Linked DNA regions of Homo sapiens: region 1 is linked to region 2. The links are chromatin loops, found by intact Hi-C in ENCODE. Cell type or tissue: Calu3. All regions are shown on one strand. Links, peaks and the distances in the headings refer to the core of each region. The heading gives the core; the rest is flanking DNA. Region 1 has its middle 19 kb from the start of MON2. Region 2 overlaps PPM1H (protein phosphatase, Mg2+/Mn2+ dependent 1H).

Region 1 (4,400 bases), core at 247-4,246, 280 kb before region 2:
CTTTTCCTCTGTATTTTCTTTCCTTTCTCTTTCTCTTCCCTCCCGTTCTTAGGGGATGTGACTGTAGAGAAGACTAGGTAAGATCTTCTGGCTTTTCTGCTATACTCCTATGCATTTCTGTCAGCAGTTTTTATATCAGGCTGTGCAGTTCAACCTGCAAGCCAGTAGATGAAACTTGTAGGTAAGAACAGGCTGTGACCAAGGGTGCTGGGTATATACTTGATCCTTTTTTACTGGGAGAAGCCCTCTGTTGCCTCAGGAAATGGGCTGGTTCTTGGAGTGCAGAGTGGTCTGAACTCCCTGCTCAGCCCCAGGGTGGTGGGGACAAGATGGGCAGGTCTGGACTGGGCAGGTCCACCTACAGGTCCCCCAATGGCAGACACAAGCACCAGCACTGAGGGAAAATCTAGTGGGTGGCCACCGAGTACCCAGAGGTGTGCCTAGGTATGGAGCTGGGAATCCTCCTCAGCCCCAGTTCTCTGCATGGGTTGGGAGGTGGCCAAAACACTTAATCCAAGAAAGTGGGTGCTCTTCATGCCTGGAAATCTGCTTGAGTGTGGATTAGAGAAGGCTCCCTTGCACCAGGATCTCTGCATAACATAGGTGCCACATTTTCTTTACCCATTTATCCGTTGATAAACATTTGGGCTGCTTCCACCTCTTGGCTATTGTGACTAGTGCTGCAATTAACATGGGTGTGCAAATATCTCTTCAAGGTATTGCTTTCAATTCTTTTGAATATATACCTGGAAGCAGACTTGCTGTATCTGATGGTAGTTTTTTGTTTGTTTGTTTGGTTTTTGTTTTGTTTTTTTGAGATGGAGTTTTGCTCTTATTGCCCAGGCTAGAGTGCAATGGTGCAATCTTGGCTCACCACAACCTCCATCTCCCAGGTTCAAGCGATTCTCCTGTCTCAGCCTTCTGAGTAGCTGAGATTACAGGCATGCACCATCACATCTGGCTAATTTTGTGATTTTAGTAGAGATGGGGTTTCTCTATGCTGGTCAAGCTGGTCTTGAACTCCCGACCTCAGGTGATCTGCCTGCCTCGGCCTCCCAAAGTGCTGGGATTACAGGCATGAGCCACCACACCCAGCCCCCAGTGGTAGTTTTATTTTTAATTTTTTGAGAACCACCACACTGGGAGGGTAGGAGGATGAGAGATAATTCTCTAATCCACCTCCCTAAGAATTTGGGGACTAGGGTTTCTCAAGGACAGTTTGGTAGGCAGGGAGCTAGGGAATGGAGAATACTGATTGGTCAGGTCAGAGATGAAATCATAGGAAGTTGACACTTTCTTCTTGTACTGAGTTAGTTCCTGGCTATGGGTTACCAGTCTGGGTGGTGCCAGTTTAACCATAACAAATGCAAGGTCTGAAAAATATCTCAAACACCAGTCTTAGGTTTTACAACAGCAATATTATCCATAGGGACAATTAGGGAAGTTGTAAATCTTGTGACCGTTGACTACATGACTCCTGAGCAGTAAGTAGTTTTAAAAAGGCAAGTTATAAAACAATGGTTAGTTAGAGTTTAACTGTGCCTACATCTTAGCAGAATTCAGGCCTTTATCACAATTCTAGCATTGTGAATTCTAACCATAATTCTACCTTTTGTTAGTTTTACAAAGGCAGTTTCAGTCCTGAGCAAAGAAGCATTTAATTTTGGAAAGGGACTGTTATCATCTTTGAATCAAAGTTAAACTATAAACTGAATTCCTCCCATAGTTAGCTTGGACTGAGCACACAGCTCGTGAGGTTAGAAGCAAGAGTCAGTTATGTTAGATTTCCCTCACTGTCATAATTTTTAGATTTCCTTCATTGTCATAATTTTTGCAAAGGCAATTTCAAACCTCCATGTATTAGTCCATGTTCATGCTACTAATAAAGACATACCCTAGACTGGATGATTTATACAGGAAAGAAGCTTAATGGACTCACAGTTCCATATGGCTGGGGAGGCCTCACAATTATGGTGGAAGGCAAGGAGGAGCAAGTCATGTCTTAGATGGATGGCAGCAGGCAAAAAGAGAGCTTGTGTAGGGAAACACCCCCTTATAAAATCATCAGATCTCATGAGACTTATTCACTATCACGAGAACAACACTGGAAAGACCCGCCTCCATGATTCAATTATCTTCCACTGGGTCCCTCCCACAACACATGGGAATTAAAGGAGTACAATTTTTTTTCTTTTTTGAGACAGAGTCTCGCTCTGTTGCCCAGGCTGGAGTATAATGGGGCAGTCTTAGCTCACTGCAACCTCTGCCAAGGGAGTACAATTTGAGATGAGATTTGGGTGGGGACACAGAGCCAACCATATCACTCCACCTATATCTCACTGGCCAGAATTTAAAAGCATGTCCATATCCAACTGTATAGAAGGCTAGAAAATATAGTCCCTTAGTTGGGCAAATTACTTATTGAATTTTATTTTATTTTATTTTATTTTATTTTATTTTATTTTATTTTATTTTATTTTTGAGACGGAGTCTCACTCTGTCACCCAGGCTGGAGTGCAGTGGCATGATCTCAGCTCACTGCAAACTCCACTTCCCGGGTTCAAGCAATTCTCCTGTCTCAGCCTCCTGAGTAGCTGGGACTACAGGCACATGCCACCATGCCTGGCTAATTTTTGTATTTTTAGTAGAGACAGGGTTTCACCATATTGGTCAGGCTGGTTTCGAACTCCTGACCTCAAGTGATCCACCCACGTCAGCCTCCCAAAGTGCTGGGATTACAGGCATGAGCCACCCCGCCCAGCCTTATTTAATATTTTTTAAAGAGAGTTGTCAAACTCAGCTGATCAGTACAAATGGTGTAATCTTGACCGCAAACATGGATAAATACAAAAAAAGGAAAAGGCCACTTAATTTTTGAACTTTAACAGAAATTTTGAATATTTTAACAGAAATATTCTAAATAAACTACATGTATACTCCACTTTAGACATTTCCAACTAACGTTTTCCCAGTAGAACACCTTTTTGTTATTACTATTCAGATTTCATAGGATGTATACAATACAACATTTTTTGGCTGATGCTTATTATAAAGAATGTTTATACTTATGCCCAGAAAAATATTCAATACAATTTTTAAACAAAACAATATGTGGGGAAAGTTTTGAGTTACATCGTAAATGCAATAGTTGAGCTGTCAAATCTCATGTGGAAATTTTGAAAAGCATACTGCGAGTCAACAAAACCAAGAGAAATGTGCACTGGGGATGTTGCTGGCCCAGAGAGGCCAAGCCATACCTACAGAGCAACTATATGCTTACAGTCAGTCTTAATTTTCAGGTGATCAAGAAGTGATGTTTTAAGCATTATATATATATATATATATATATATATATATATATATATATATTTTTTTTTTTTTTTTTTTTTTTTTTTTTTTTTTTAGATGGAGTTTTGCTGTTGTTGCCCAGGCTGGAGTGCAATGGCATGATCTCACCTCAATGCAACCTCTGCCTCCAGGGGTTAAAGCAATTCTCTTGCCTCAGCCTCCCAAGTAGCTGGGATAACAGGCACATGCCACCATGCCTGGCTAATTTTGTATTTTTAGTAGAGTTAGGGTTTCTCCATGTTGGTCAGGCTGGTCTTGAACTCCTGACCTCAGGTGATTCGCCTGCCTCGGCCTCCCAAAATGCTGTGATTACAGGTGTGAGCCACTGTGCCGGGCTGCACTTTATATTCTTACAGTACTGTTTGTTCATTTTTATGGATTTTTAAAATGGGTTTCGTATGGTTTAGGAAATTGATTTGGGGTTTGGCTTGATATGAAATGCATCAAAACTTTTCCTGGTTGGTGACTTCATTCATGACATCTGATTTTCAAAAACTGATTACAGAGATTAAGCAGGAAATGCCTATATTAAGGGACTTAAATCCAAAAGTGTAATAAAAAAATTATTTGGCTGGGCGTGGTGGCTCACACCTGTAATCCCAGCACTTTGGGAGGCCGAGGCGGGTGGATCACTCGAGGTCAGGAGTTCAAGACCAGCCTGGCCAACATGGTAAAACCCTGTCTCTACTAAAAATACAAAACTAACTGGGCATGGTAGCACATGCCTGTAATCCCAGCTACTCAGGAGGCTGAGACAGGAGACTCGCTTGAACCCAGAAGGTGGAGGTTGCAGTGAGCCGAGATCGAGCCACTGCACTGCAGCCTGGGCGACAGAGTGAGACTCCTCAAAAAAAAAAAAATCATTATAATCAAGTTTATCCTAAGACTGCAAACATAGTCCATACCAGAAAAGTCTAGCAATATAACTTCTCCCTAATATTCTAAAAGAAAAAATTACATGATAAACTCACTAGATTCTTAAAATAATTACCACGGGCTTGGCCCCATGGCTCATGCCTGTAACCCCAGCACTTGGGGAGGCCAAGGCAAGC
Region 2 (4,400 bases), core at 212-4,211:
TAGCCTGGAAAAAGGTCAAAATTCAAAATCAATTTGAAGTATGATTTCTACCAAATGCATATTGCTTTCACAATATCAGAAAGTTAAAAAAAAAAAAGTAGCGGTGCTTTCATTCTGCTTTGTAAAATGAAGGCTGCCCTGATTAAAAAAAAAAAGTAAGTTGGGAACCATCTGTTTACAAATGAACATGTTATGGTCTGAATGTGTCTCCTAAAATTCATGTGTTGGCAATTTAACCCCTAATGCAACAATGTTGGGAGGCAGACTTTTTGGGAGGTGTTTAGGCCATGAAGGTAGAGCCCTCGTGAATTAATGCTGCTATAGAAAAGGGCTTGTGAGAGTGAGTTCACTCTCTTGCCCTTCCACCTTCTGCCATGTGAAAACAGAGCAAGAAAGCCCTTACCAGATGCTAGTGTCTTGATCTTGGGGCTTCCCAGACCCCAGAACTGTGATAAATTTTGTTCTTTATAAATTACTCAGTTTGTAGTATTGTTATAGCAGCACCAGACAGACTAAGGCTGTGTGTGTGTGTAAATACAGATACGTGGCATGCATATATATTATTAACAAACAGGTAAGAATCCAAACGACATTCCTGAGCACATTTCTTAACAAACCCCATGTCTAAGAAGGTGATGCATGTTCAGGACACACTACCTCCAATCACAGTACCTGGGCATTTGAGGGAACAGGAGAAGCAGCCCATAGAAACTAGGAAGAATTCCCCTTACTCCTCCTCTAAAGCAAGCCATGAGACCTAGCTCACCTTCCCCAGAAAATAGATCATTAAGACCCGATTCCAGAGGGGCCCTGCACCATACCCAGAGGAAAGAAATATCACACAGGGATGCCAAGATGATGCTGAACAAACAGGCCTTGCTAAGTACCCCTACCCCTGAGTTTATTACCATTAGATCTTTTGTCCTTTGATCAAACTTCTGTATGACTGTCCCTAAAAATACAGTTTGCCCTGTTTCCTTGGGGCTTTCTGAAGACATCTATGTGACATAAGCTTATATTAAATCAATTTGTTTGCTTTTCTCTTGTTAATCTGTCTTTTGTTATAGGGGCATCAGCCATGAATGGGTAAGAAATCTCTTCTCCCACATAAGGGTAAGTGTGGAGATTTCAGGCGCTTTGCCTCCTAACAGGAGGATGAGTGGGCCCTTTGATGGTGCTTTAAACCAGGGACCCTTGGGCTCTTTTTGGCTGATATCCATTTGCCTGGGTGGCTGCGTCAGAAGATCTGTTGAGGCAGATGTCTGTGGGTTAGTTGGGAACTCCTCAACAGCTTTGATAACTGCAGGGGCCACCTACCCTCTCCCTCTGAGGATGTGCAGGTTTGAAAGGGCCTTAAATATTGTGTCACTCTGAGGCGCCTTCACACACAGAGCCTTTCATGATTTCCACAAACTGCTTGCTTTCTTCCAGGATAACAACAGGGTATGATATTTCATCAAACATATATGCCATTAGACGCACCATCATTTTATTACTTCCAGGAAGAAAAAAAGCAGCCAATTAAAATATGTATAATTCTTTCTTAACACTTCAAATTTTAATTTTATCCTTTTCATAAGAGCTGAGACTTAGACACATTTTTATTATCTATCACTATTGTATATATTTAATAAGGGATATAGAATTGAAGTAGGTTGGCTAAGGTTTCCAAAACTTTTACATTTAGAATCCAACTGCTCTCATCATTTTTCAACTCTGAATCATGTATGTTCATAATTTTCCACACAGAAGTGTTGTGTGTTTCATGAGAGCACCGGTGACGCAGCATTTTTTAATTAATCCACAACAGCACTGGAAGCCTCAAAGCTAAGGGTGCAGAAGTTCTTAAGCCAGCTTTGCAATCCTCTAGAGCCAGCTTACTTCTGACTCCCACTTCAGGAATGTGGCTAAGCAAGTCTGAGTCACACCTCCTCAAACTCCTCCGCACAATTAGTTGGATCCAGTGATGCTTAACAAGCCCTTCACTTTTCTCTGCAGGATGTTCTTCCAAGCTGCTGGACACCCATCCCACAAAAGTTTGGTGTGTTGGGACTCAGGACATTCTACCCCAAAAAATGGCACCTTGGCATTTGAGGAAACAGCAGAAACAGGAAAGTCTCTCAACTTCCCCTTGTCCCTCTCCCCTGAAGCAGGTCACAGGATCCTCATTCCAGAGGTGCCCGCCCCATATCCAGAGGAAAGAAACATCTTTAACTCTGAAGACACAGGGATACAGAAGAATCTGAACAAACAGCCTTGCTAAATTCTCCCCAGTTTATTCCCATTAGATCACACCCACTTTATCCAATTATATTTCTCCATGACTGTCCAGTCTTCCTCAAACTTAAGCATAAAAATATACAAAGTTTACCTATTTCTTTAGGTCTTCAATTTCTCATAAAGTCTCCTGTGTCATGTAAAACTTATATTAAATAGATTTGTATGCTTTTCTCTTGTTTATCTTGTCTTTTCTTATGGGGGACCTTGTGATGGGTGAGGAAATCTTTTCCGCCCCTGCAGGTGTCTGCCCTTTTGATGTTCACATATGTCCAGGAGATGACATGTCATGCCTGTCCCCTGGCTGGCAGCAAAAATCAAATATAAAATTCAGATATGTTAAAAAAAAACAAAGACGTGTCTTAGTTCTGAGGAAATACTGTCATAGTCACCCCCCCACTGATACTGATGCCACACTCTTAGATTTCTCCATCCTTCTGATTTTTCTTCCTCTGTTGCTAACTGACACAGCACAGGTGGCATGATTCATTTTCTGTCATAATCATGCTTACCATAGAAATTATAAGTACTCCTTGTGTACCTGTGATATATTTTTACCACTCTCTCTTTTTTAAAAAATCACCACCCACCTCCTTGCCACCACATTCAATACTTACTGCTGTTGCATATGTCAAACCCTATGGAGTTAATGGCATTAAAGGAACTCTTCTCAAGAACTTGGTACAAACAGAGCAAACATATGGTTGCTTAATGAAAAATGAGATGCTAAAATACATGGCTGCACACAATTTGTAAAAACCTGTTGGTTTTCAGAGGAAAACACTTACGGTTATTAGTCTATCTTTTTGTGCAATCATAAAAGTTTATATAGTCTTATATGCACACATGTTTACACATGTACAGTCATCAAAATATTTAAAAAAGTTATCTGAGGGTTTTCTTTTTAATGTATCCATAATTGTGGATATTTTGACCATTGGACACAGATTACTTTCATTTGAAAAAAAAAACCCTCTAAAAATTAGTTTTTTGAGAACCCAGTGTTTAAAGCAAGTTTTAAAAGACTGCTGAGAAGAGCGTTACTGCTTCTTGTTCTAATAATTTTAGGGAAAGCCAAAATCCTGGAGAAGAGGCAAGCAGAGCAGGGGCCTGGCTCCAATGCGGGGATGTGGAAGCCGCAGATTCCCATCAGGCCAGCGCAGAGATGTTTTGTCCGCAAACGCAGAGTGGCCAAACAACTTGGTGATTTGGAAACTTCTTAGGGCCTGCCCAGAATTCAGGTGACCATGACTGGCTAGAATTACTTCATTTGTACTGGTCTGTGCCTCTGGAAGCATTGCTCAAGTCAGCATTCTGGAGTCCTGAGTCTTCAAAATGATTTTACTTTGGATTTACCATAAGCAATAAGCCCAAAGTCTGTAAAGTGTTGGGGCAGGAATTTGCTAGTTTGCTAATAATTTACTGACTTTTTTTTTTTGAGACAGAGTTTCACTCTTGTCACCCAGGCTGTAATGCAATGGCTTGATCTTGGCTCACTGCAACCTCCGCCTCCTGGGTTCAAGCAATTCTCCTGCCTCAGCCTCCTGAGTAGCTAGGATTACAGGCGCCCGCTACCATGCCCAGCAAATTTTTGTATTTTTAGTAGAGACAGGGTTTCACCAGGCTGGTCTAGAACTCCTAATCTCAGGTGATTCACCTGCCTCAGCCTCCCAAAGTGCTGGGATTACAGCCATGAGCCACCATGCCCGGCCATGTGTCCATCATTTTTAAAACCTTAACTCCACTCCAGTGCCCAGCATAGCACCCAACATAGTAAAGGTGCTGAGTAAGTATTTGCTAAAAGAATGAATACAGGACATTCTGACCTGCTCTACACAATCACAACATAGTGATTATTTAAACTATAAGATAACACAGCCTTCAATCTTTTGAAAAAGTTAAAAGTAAGGCCCATATTGTATAAAAACCATCTTGGACCCACGTAGTTTGGATTTAGTTAACTTCTTATAAATTGATAGATGTCTTCCCATAAAAACACATGTGCATGGCTGCATGTGGTTTTTAAAACCCCATGATGTTATTTTACAATCCTAAGAATACCTAAATAATAATGCTTTGTCTCTTCACTTAATAAGCCTGCAGATGAGAAACCTATAAATTAG

What was found. Peaks named below come from ENCODE experiments on the same cell type or tissue, not always from the same donor. Only the 100,000 strongest peaks of a DNase experiment are listed, where the experiment ranks them.
Region 1: it touches region 2 in a loop (6-fold over the local background); 1 of 110 quality-filtered maps calls a loop at or near these places.

The regions. Positions count from the first base shown.
Region 1 is chr12:62,445,535-62,449,934 of GRCh38, forward strand. No RefSeq gene overlaps it. Among named protein-coding and RNA genes, the nearest start is that of MON2, 19 kb to the right of the region's middle. In Calu3, for the core only: no CTCF peak of the experiment used is centred there; no DNase peak of the experiment used is centred there.
Region 2 is chr12:62,723,217-62,727,616 of GRCh38, forward strand. The region is part of intron 5 of PPM1H (protein phosphatase, Mg2+/Mn2+ dependent 1H); the gene reads right to left. Among named protein-coding and RNA genes, the nearest start is that of MIRLET7I, 120 kb to the left of the region's middle. RefSeq lists an enhancer at 1,183-2,382. In Calu3, for the core only: no CTCF peak of the experiment used is centred there; a DNase peak (open chromatin) is centred at 1,895.